Regions from separate parts of the Homo sapiens genome. Here region 1 is linked to region 2. The links are chromatin loops, found by intact Hi-C in ENCODE. Cell type or tissue: heart left ventricle. All regions are shown on one strand. Links, peaks and the distances in the headings refer to the core of each region. The heading gives the core; the rest is flanking DNA. Region 1 overlaps ARHGAP10 (Rho GTPase activating protein 10). Region 2 overlaps ARHGAP10 (Rho GTPase activating protein 10).

Evidence for each region. Peaks named below come from ENCODE experiments on the same cell type or tissue, not always from the same donor. Only the 100,000 strongest peaks of a DNase experiment are listed, where the experiment ranks them.
Region 1: it touches region 2 in a loop (2.9-fold over the local background); 11 of 110 quality-filtered maps call a loop at or near these places.

Annotation. Positions count from the first base shown.
Region 1 is chr4:147,990,230-147,995,617 of GRCh38, reverse strand. The region is part of intron 18 of ARHGAP10 (Rho GTPase activating protein 10); the gene reads right to left. Among named protein-coding and RNA genes, the nearest start is that of MIR4799, 210 kb to the right of the region's middle. In heart left ventricle, for the core only: no CTCF peak of the experiment used is centred there; no DNase peak of the experiment used is centred there; H3K27ac peaks cover 1,007 bases.
Region 2 is chr4:148,042,447-148,047,834 of GRCh38, reverse strand. It overlaps ARHGAP10 (Rho GTPase activating protein 10), which reads right to left. Exons shown (of 23, transcript NM_024605.4): 20 at 784-943. Among named protein-coding and RNA genes, the nearest start is that of MIR4799, 260 kb to the right of the region's middle. In heart left ventricle, for the core only: a CTCF peak has its summit at 2,645 (motif pointing left); a DNase peak (open chromatin) is centred at 3,384; H3K27ac peaks cover 2,610 bases.

The DNA of each region.
Region 1 (5,388 bases), core at 186-5,185, 52 kb after region 2:
TCTGTATTGTAAGGCTGACAAATCTGTCTTTACTCTGTCATCTTAAAACATGTTTGAGATATCTGTTTTAGATAATAATAAGTAGACAAGAAATAATGCTGGTAAATACATAAGGAAAACATAATATACGGTAACATGTGGCAAGCTCTAACTTGATAAGCTTCCCTACTCCTCCCACACTCCACACTGTAAGTAGATCACATATTTTTATTACAGTATTTTAATATCACCCTTGCTGTTTTCACCTAGAGCCAGGGTTTCTAACCAAGTCTATTCATAGACTTTGGAGGTACTGTGTGCCCTTAAATCGTATATGAATGGTGTATACGCACTGGTATGTTTTCAGAAAGTGGATTATTTTTCATCAAATCCTCAAAAGGATGTGAAACATAAAAACTGGTTATCACTGACCTAGAGGAATGAATGGGAAGGCTGCCAAGAATGGGTAGCAATGGAGAATGAAAAACAATTTATAACAGTTTGGATCTATCTCAATAATAAAATAAAGTAAAAGGGTTTTAAGTTACATAGAATGTGGATAAAAACACATAGACTTCCAAAAAAGTTACACTGTGGATCTGTCTGTGGCCCTAGAAACACAGTTCTGCGGGAACCACAGAATAATACGATTACACACAAGAAACAATTCTCACTCAGAGGACCTTTCCACGTCGACCCATCAATAAGTACAGCTTACTCTGTGCTTATTAGCACATTAAGCACAAATAATCTAATTCCTTCATTAAATGATGAAAATAATGACTAATCCTCTTAGCGGTCATTTCCCCCCATTTCCACCTAAACATAAATGACATTCCAGAGAAATCAAGTATTTGAAGCCTTTCCTAGGAGAATGTTTCAACTTTTACGTATTGCTGGGGCAGAGAAAGACAGACAATTGCCTAAGAATGGGATAGCCTAGAAATAAATTCCATTTTCAATCTACGAATAAAGCAATGTTGATTCAGCAACAAATTAAAGAGTACAGGAGATGGATATTGAGAATAACATTGAGATTACGATCTACATTTTGAGTTTCTGATGTCAACTGTTTCTTTATATGAACATATACAGAATTAGTATCATTCACAAAGGATTATAAATCTTCCCCATAACCTATTAATCCAACTACTTTAGAGATTTACTTTGGCACAGGCTAAAATCTGTAGCCCATGTGCACTTCTGGTAATTAAGAATAAGTAATAATGACGACAAACACCACACCAGCTGTGCAAGGATTAACAAGAACTTTCTTGTGCACACAGCCAGGCACCGGCATGTGTGGCTCAAGCAACTATATAAAGCTCATGACTTTATGAAATCAAATACAGGGATTTCCTTTCTTACTCCCACACATTCCAACAGAGACATACATAAGCACTTTTGTGCAATTTAAACTTGAAGCCATCCATGTAGTAATGTTGACTGAAACACTATGCATCATTTAAGCTCAAAAGGAAAAAAATACAGCCTTGTTTTTCTTGGGACAGTAGAAAGACCACAAGGAACTTTCTAACTGTGTGGCTTAGCTGCCCGAAATCCCTTTTGGAAGAAGTCAGGCTATAAATGAATAAAGCAAGCTGTGTGACCTTGGGCAAGTTAATTTCAGCTCTCCAAGCTTCATTTTCTTGCATTGATCTGTAAACTGCAGATACATCAATACTATCTACCCTTTCAGGGTTGGCTGTTGATTCACGGTTTGCATGAACTAGAGCTTGCCCATGTCTGAAACACCAGCTCCTCACTGAGCCTTTAATGCCTACCCTCTCCCCCAAGCAGACTAGAATGCTTAGGAAAAAGAGTTTTGTATTTCATAATTATATCCATTATATCCTCTGCAGGCCTACTACTGTGAATGGAATAGGTAAATCTTCTGAAGACACAACTATGTTGACTCACAAATAAATGCTTAGTACACGAAGTCTTTAAATTGCAGAAATGGTGTTAACCTGGCTTTGAACAAAGCAAACGACAGGCTCCTTGTAGGTCCAAACTCAGACGATCTCCAGACCATGCTACTGGGTTTCTACTGTGTCACAGTTGCACAGCTGACTTTCTCACTAAATATTGGACTTCTAGAAAGCATGACATGCTTTTTTAATCTTTTGTACCTGTTCACATAGCAGCTTAATGTTTGCTGAATAAATTAATAATTGTATACAAGGATGCTAGCAACAAGTATCAGGTCATTTAACTATTGTTATGAATAATTTCAGACATAAATGTAAGGAAAAAGAATAATATAATGAACTCCTACATACATCATCACCTAGCCGAATCAATTACTAACTCATGACCAATCTTAGTTCATCTATATTCCCACCCTTAAAATTATTGTGAAGCAAATTCCAGGCAGAGTACAGATCTTTAGAGCTTCCAATGATTAGGTTTGACTCTGCTCTAGAATTCTAGATAAATGTATCTCTGTCATATCAAGAAAAACTTACAGAATACTGCATGACAATCAAAAGAATTCATCACTATCTGGTCAAGAAAGAACAAGATATAAACAAAAGCAAAAGCCAAACCCTGCTCCCAAATCATTATGAATTAGGTATGCATAGGTAAGATATTAGAAAGAAGGTAATTCTACAAATATCTGCATAAGAAGTAGTAATGACTAATGACTAATAATGTCCTGAAAGACAGAGGTGCCTTCTTCAATACACCCTCCAATCAGTTTCTTACTTTCTTCTTCATTCAGGCAGAAGGCTGAATACCAGAGCATCGCAAAACAATAGATGATGGGTGTCTTTCATTATTTAAGTAGAAAGTCCCGTGGTACAAGCTCATACCTTCCATGGCCATCTTAAATGAATTGAAGATGGCTCATGGGAGGAGGAAAATGGCACTAATACTGGATGGCAGAAGTCTAGAAATTGTTTTAAACCTTTTTATTAAAAGGCTTTTTCGGCCAGGTGCAATGGCTCACGTCTGTAATCCCAGCACTCTGGGAGGCCGAGGCAGGTGGATCACCTGAGATCAGGAGTTCAAGACCAGCCTGGCCAACATGGTGAAACCCCATCTCTATTAAAAATACAAAAATTAGCTGGGGTTGGTGGTGGGCGCCTGTAATCCCAGCCTCTCAGGAGGGCTACAAGAGAATGGCTTGAACCCGGGAGGCGGAGGTTGCAGTAAGCGGAGATAGCGCCATTGCACTCCACGCTGGGCAACAGAGCGAGACTCCTCCACAAAAAAAATTAAATTTAAAAATACAAAATAAAACGCTTTTTAGAGAAAAATCCAAAAGACAAATAGAGGGAGCAGATCTGGGAGGGGTGGTCAGTGTGACTCAGTGTGAAGGGGGAAGTTTGACCAGATGTAGACGAGAGAGCAGGACAAACGTGGCAACACCTGGCTTCTCCAAAAAATGTGGGGACCGAACGACAGCATGCAATCAGGCTTAGGGGTGGAAGGAGAAAGAAAGCTCACAGAGCTGATTCTGCCCTCCAGGGTCACTCTCAAAGAGAAATCAACCAACTGGAAAGCTAAAACAAGGAGCGCTTTTGAGGGACTTTTCATCCTGTGCCAAATTAATCCAGTGACATAAGACTGCATGGCTTGTAATTTCCTTAACCCGTAATGGCCACATTCTTCTGGATTCCCAGGCTCCACACTGAAGTTAATCCTGCACTTTTTGAATGTGGCTGACAATTCGCACTTCACCTATAGAACGGGGAGACCCTGCCAAAGCAAAAGAGGAAAGGCTATGAATCTTTATGACAGCATCCTTGCAGGAGAACCAGAATGTCATCCTCTTCCCTGCTCCTAAGTTCCTCACTACGGCAGTTAAAAGGTACTCAGCGTGCAGAAAAAGAGTAAACACAGCAGGCCTGAGCCTACTATCCTTAGAAAGGCCTGCCTGCAAACTTGGACCTGTTTTGGCATCTGGGAACTTGGCTGGTACACAGTTCTATAAACTGATATAAAACATTCCCTAAATGGTTAGGGTGTATCCCATGTGCCCAAACTGTTTGTACAAAACTGTGCATGTGCAGTTGTCATGCTGAATACCTCCTCGCCTTCTGGGAGCCTGGAATTTTGGTACACACTAGGTAAAGGATGCGCATGTGACTATCTCCCAACAAAAACCTTGGGCACTTAGTCTCTAATACCTGGGCTTTCTTGGACTGAAACATCATCCACTTGGGGCTACATTTTTGTTGCTGGGGAAGAGTAAGCTCCGTAAGGCCCCTCCTGGGAAAAAACATGAGGAAGCCGGGATGTGGATTTGGATTGCTGCAGATGCCACCTGTGTCTTTTTCTCTTATGATCTGGCTGCATATTCTCACTACAGGGCTGCCTTCAATCTAACTGTGAGTGCAACTAAATGCAGAGTCTCACGGGTCCTTCCAGTAAATCTCCAGACAAAGACGTGGCCCTAAGGACCGCTAACATACCCAGAGAAGCGGGCCCTAGACCTAATGGAAAGACTTCTATTTGTTTTCTTTTATTTATTTTTTTTTTTTTTTAGGTTCAGGGGTACACATGCAGGTTTGTTATATAGACAAATTGTGTGTCACGGGGGTTTGGTGTAAAGGTTATTTTGTCACCAAGGTGAAAAGCATAGTAAACAATAGGTAGTTTTTCTTGTTTTTCTATTGAGACAGGGTCTCTCTCTGTCACTCAGGCTGCAGTGTATGGTGTGATCATGGCTCACTGCAGCCTCGACCTCCTGGTCCCAAGTAATCCTCCCACCTCAGCCTCCCAAGTAGCTGGGACCACAGGTATGCACCACAACACCAGGCCCGTTTTTCTGTATTTTTGTAGAGACAGGGTTTCACCATGTTGCCCAGGGTCTAATAGGCAGTTTTGTGATCCTCGTGCTCCGACCTCCCTCGTCCCTCAAGTAGACCTCGGCGTCTGTTGTTCCCTTTTTGTGTCCCTATGTACTCAATGTTTGGCTCCTGTTCATAAGTAAGAACATGTGATAATTTTCTGTTCCTATGTTAGTTCACTTAATAGACCTCCAGCTCCATCCATGTTGCTGCAAAGGACATGATCTTGTTCTTTTTAGTACTCCATGGTGTATATGTGCCACATTTTCTTTATCTGGTCTACCACTCATGGGCATTTGGATTGATTCCATCGAAAGACTCCTATTTGGAGGACCCTCTGTAGAGGCCCGCTTCATCAAGTGGCCACGTTGCCCACTCTGACTTTTAGTTATCTTGGAAATTGGAAGATTAATTGAAGTCTAGCAGAACTAGAACTGTCATGCCCCAGTGTGCCTGAGCTAAGACTGTTAGCCCTTAGTTTAGCCATTTTCTGGCTAACATTCATTCGTCAAAATGTTTAGTTAGGTAGGATGTTACTGTTTGCCATTCCAAAGATACAGGAACTGAGATTTGTGCAAACGCTTACCTACTGGTTATCACTAACTAAATG
Region 2 (5,388 bases), core at 318-5,317:
AAAAGAAAAAAAAAGATTCTCTGGATGAATTATAAATGTATTTTTAGATAAAATTTGATTGACTAATCAAGTATTGCCTTGTAATTATTATTGGAGTTTTCTCTTCTCTGAGCACTTGTTTGAAACGTGATGCCCTTTTGGGTTCCACATCACCACCATCCTGCCTTTACTCCACAGCCTTGGTCAACACAGCCAGACAAGCCCTCACAGGTTCAAGGTACTTTATTTGTATTAATATTATTTGTCCTAATATACTTGAGCTGATCTGCACATGCCTGGCACTAAACCAAACTGAGAAGATAAAATCAAATGTCAACCATCAAGTCTCAACTCTGCAGGATGCTATGGAGCAAAACAGAGCAGAATGCTAGCATAATGCTCTCAGAAATTCATGTAAGTAAAATATCATTCTACAGACAGTTTCAAGAGTCTGTCCATCAGCATGCATTCTCACATCTCTAAAGTTTGCATAACTAGTGGGGAAACATCTTGGGTGGGACAGTAACAAATTTCCGTTGCAGAATCCAAAACTGCCCAGGAATTGAACTTCGATCAGATTTGACATAGCATCCAGCTACCCCTTCCATACTAGAAACACAGACAGTATTCAAGGAAGGCTCTGTTTTAAGGACCCTTCTCCCTTTGGTGGCCCTTCTGATAAGAAAACAAGGGCTCCTAGATCTAATGGCTTCAGCACCCACAGGTCACTGCTCATGGAAACTTTAAAATGAACAAAGTCAGGGCTTCCACCCTTCAGCACCCAACAGAAGCACGGTTACTTACATAGTGGATGCCCAGTCTCCAAAGCTCCCTCCATCTGCCAGAAGGTGGTTTTTGTCTGGTCCAGGAGGCCCAGGGACAGCTGTAGTCACGGGAGACGGGGAGGAAAGTGAGTCCAGACTGCTGGTAGGGGTGTCCTCCTTGGAAGGGTAAGGATTGTCACCTAGGAGGAAAAAAAGCATTGAATATCAAACAAATACCTGGAGAAGAAAAAACTCCACTAATAATTATATGGTGTTACTTGATTAGTCAATCAAATGATAAAATTACATTTACAGTTCAGCCTGACAGTATCTGGGTGTCCTGTCTTTACATTTTTTTTAATCAAAGATGCTTAAAATAAACCACAGATAATACACAGCGAGGAATGTTTTCCTTACAAGAAAACACAATGATCAAAATCAGATAATGGAAGATAAAAGGCATAATGGCAGCCACAATGACTTCCTCACTATACGGAGTCCAGGTATAAACCAATGAAATCAAGAATAGCTCCAAGCAGCACACCAGCCCTGTGGGGTCCAACCTCTTCCTTTCTGGTCACCTATTGGTTCTTTAAGTCATTCTCAGTTGCCATTTAGTGCATAATAAATTAGACAACTCTAAAAGGGACTTGTCTTACTGAGCTGGTATCTTGGATTATAATTTCTAATACCCCAACATTAAAATCCCACACATAGACAAACTTCCATTTCCCTTTGGATATCAGGGAGGGTACTACAAGAGAGTTAGGCTTTTGTGGTAATGCCACACGATGAATTTAAACCAAAGCTAAATTTTTTTTTAAATGAGTTGCACAATGTATCCATTCACAGGGGACCATTTTATTAAATATGTTTAGTATAATATTTGTATACATTGTGGGCTTGGGTAGAAAATGCAGAAGACGGACAAGAGAGCTCACAAGAGCAGTTATTTCCCTCTATTGGTCTTCTTGCTTTCACAGTCCTCCCAGCTACCATAAAATGCACCTGATCTGCACCCATCAAGGCTTGGCCCTTTGGCCTAATCCTCAGTCCCCATTAAATTTTAACTGCTCCAGGCAACCCTGCAGAGGCAGCAATGTTCTACAAAGATGGCACTGACTTGGCCTTAATTTTATAGGTGATGGTCCTAAACTGCTATGGAAGCAAATGTGACACACATAGAGGTCCATAACCCCAGCCCCCAACAGCTTGTAGCTGATTAAAGCTTCACGTTTCCTCACTCCCAGGTCCTAGAAACAAAGCAAGCAAGAACACCAGCAACAGCAAGGACCTTGCTCTCAAAAAACATCTTAGATGGATTTCTTTTTTTTTTTTTTTTTTTTTTTTTTTGAGATGGAGTTTCGTTCTTGCTGCCCAGGCTGGAGTGCAATGGCGCGATCTCGGCTCACCGCAAGCTCCGCCTCCCAGGTTCAAGCAGTTCTCCTGCCTCAGCCTCCCGAGTAGTTGGGATTACAGGCATGCACCACCACGCCCGGCTAATTTTGTATTTTTAGTAGCGACAGGGTTTCTTCATGTTAAGGCTGGTCTCGAACTCCTGACCTCAGGTGATCCGCCTGCCTCAGCCTCCCAAATTGCTGGGATTACAGGCGTGAGCCACTGCACCCAGCCAGATGGATTTCAATTCTCCTAAAAACGAAGCATAAGAGAAATTCCAGGCTCTGATTAAGCTAGCTCCCCAGACTCCAGGGGAATCTTGAAAACTGATTGTACAAAATAATTATTATTGACTCCTGACCCAGCTTACAACTAAGGGTTAAGAGAGAAAATCTCAGAAATGGAGATCTAGAACAACTGAATCCAGACAAGCAGGAGTTAGAGATGGTGGTGATGGCTGGAAGAAGAAATTGTTTATGGTGAGTATTGAGGGGGACCCCTGGAGGACACTGTGCAGAACATTCTGTTAAGAAGAGGTTTCTGTTTAAGTGCTGCACACTAACCAACTGTACCACTGAAACTCCAAGGAAGAGTTTTCTGAGCTCTTTATTTCATAAGTGTGTTCCCGGGGAGGGTGGGGGAGATGGCTGAGCAAGAGATGAACCGTATCTCCACAGGGCAGTTCTTCTTGTCTGAGTCTATTTATAAAGTCTAGAAGACTATGATTGCTCTTTCAGTGAAGCCACTTTTTCCACAGCGCTTCACCACAAAAAACGTTTAGCTAATTGGAGAAACTCAGCGCCAATAGAAGGGCCAATTTTCAGGCAAATGGACCAAAACCCACTGGTAGACCACTGCTATGATTTCCTTTTAATGTATTTTCTTTCTGGGATCCATCCACTTTGGAACAAAGACCACATCATCCCCTGTGCCCAGCGAGCTCAACTCCGTCCAGTTCTTTTCTGTGAAAGAGCCCAAGTGACGCGAGGGGCTGGCCTCCAGCTTTCCCCAGCCCCTCCCTGTGTCTTTCATTCATCATGAGCAATGACTCCCCTCAAAATTAAGAGAATCTCAAATGGAACCCCAGAACGGAGTCCAGAGTAAACCTGAACATTGACCTGGCATGACGGCTGCCCTCAGTGCTCAGCTAGACATAGCAAACTGTCATCAGTTCTGAAGCAGAACAGGATCACCTTCACAGCAAGTCAGATGCCAGCAGCTCCCTGGCTGCAGGAGGCTGGACCCAGGCCCTCAGTCCTCCCTGGGCTGTGTGCCCTGACAGTTGGGCAAGGCATGACATGGCAGAAGCAGCAAAGGAGAGTCTGGGACCGGTTTATTCCCTGACTTACTCCTACCGAGAGAAACCTGTCAATGAGAAGCAACTTTGGGGAACTGGAGACCAGGGGTTTAATGTTACTTTTGAAAGATGCCTGAAATGTTTTTACAACCAGATAGAGCAGATCATTTACACTGCCTCTAATCCTTTTCCCAAGCAGACTGACACAGCACAAATTGTCATTCAACATATTAAATCACATTCTATTAAGAGAGTTCTCTCTTCCTTCCTGCCAAACAGTGGCAATTTGAACCCTCAAGTGAAAATAACATTGGTAGAAGGGAATGTTGACACAGCCTGATCAAAGGAGAAGACACTTCACCCTACTTTCCAAGTGTATAGAGTTCCTTCCTCCTTCACTGTTCAGGAATGAGCTTACCTACTTGAGAGAATCACTGAATTTGAGGGAGAATAAATCATCAGGTACACAAACATTAAATACTCACAACCATTTCTGAAACTTTAGTTAACCAAAAATCAAATTAGCATTTTTTAACTACTATGAAAATAATAAAACTTAAAAAATATTCTATGTTCAACAACTTCTGGAATGAATGCATATATATATACATATATATATACATATATATACACATATATATACATATATACATATATATACACATATATATATGAAAAATGCATATACATTTTTCCTTATACATTTTTCCTATATACTTACATATCTATATTTATACACCTAAAATATATATATATATATATATATATATATATATATATATTAGAGAGAGGGTCTCCCTATGTTGTCCAGCTTGGTCTCGGACTTCTAGGTTCAAGTGATTCTCCTGTCTTGACTTCTCAAAGTGTTCGGATTACAAGTATGAGCCACCACCCCTGGCTGGGAATAAAGATTTTAAATCCCACAAAGCTAACTTAAAATTGAGAATTAAAGTCAGATACACTCATTATTTTTCACCTATCATTTCTTCTGAGTGATCACACAATCTCTTCCCTTAGGTGTTACCCTTTAACAGGCATCTACAAACAGACAAATCACCTCTGGGTAAAAAGGTTGTTCCAGTGAGTGAACAAAAATGGTACCAAAGGATTTATGAACAGACTCTAAGACACTCTGGAAAATGAACTACCGCCGATTAGAAGAGAAAATGACTTCCTTGCAGCATCCTCAGATTTAACTCCCACAAGGTACTTGCCAAACCCCTCCTCTCCTGATTCTTTTCTCCTTTCTCAGAGCTGTCTGCAGCCATCAATTTTGCATTTCGCCATCATATACTGGTTTTATAACCTGGTTTTAGGTGCCCATTTCCCTTGTACATTTTGTCAGGGTGCAGACCACGTCTTGGTCTTGGGAAGCCTTAGAGAACACAAAGCAGTGCCAGGCAATCCAGGAGTCATCAGGACTGCCACTGCCACAAGAAATAGCATCAGCATGGAGAGCCACTGCCTCTACAAATTGAGGAGGGAAAAAAAATCTGAAGACCCCAACATATTCTTACAAAACCTGCACACAGTTTTGGATTCTCATCCTCTCCCGTTTTGAGCCACAAGCATCTCTAATCCACTTTATTCACCCAACTAGCATTTACTGAGCTTCTCCTTATGTACAAAGGCATACCACAGATGCTGAATTATACAGGCAGACAAGCAGTCCCTAACCCAAAGATGCCCAGAGTATAATGCAGAAGACAGGCAAAGACAAACAAGGTGGTGTTTGCTGTAATATGGTTATGTCAAGGAGCTTTCAGACCCAGAAAAAGGAGTTTTCAGAGTTACCAGTGTCAGGAGCGAAAGACAGGTGGGAGTGCAGCAACAGGAAAGGGAAGAAATTATTGCCAGTTTCAAGGAAAAAGCCTCTGGTCGAGAAAGTATCAAAACTGAAAGAAAAGAAACAGGAGAGCATGTGGCCATTTTCAGAGCCACAGTAGTTGT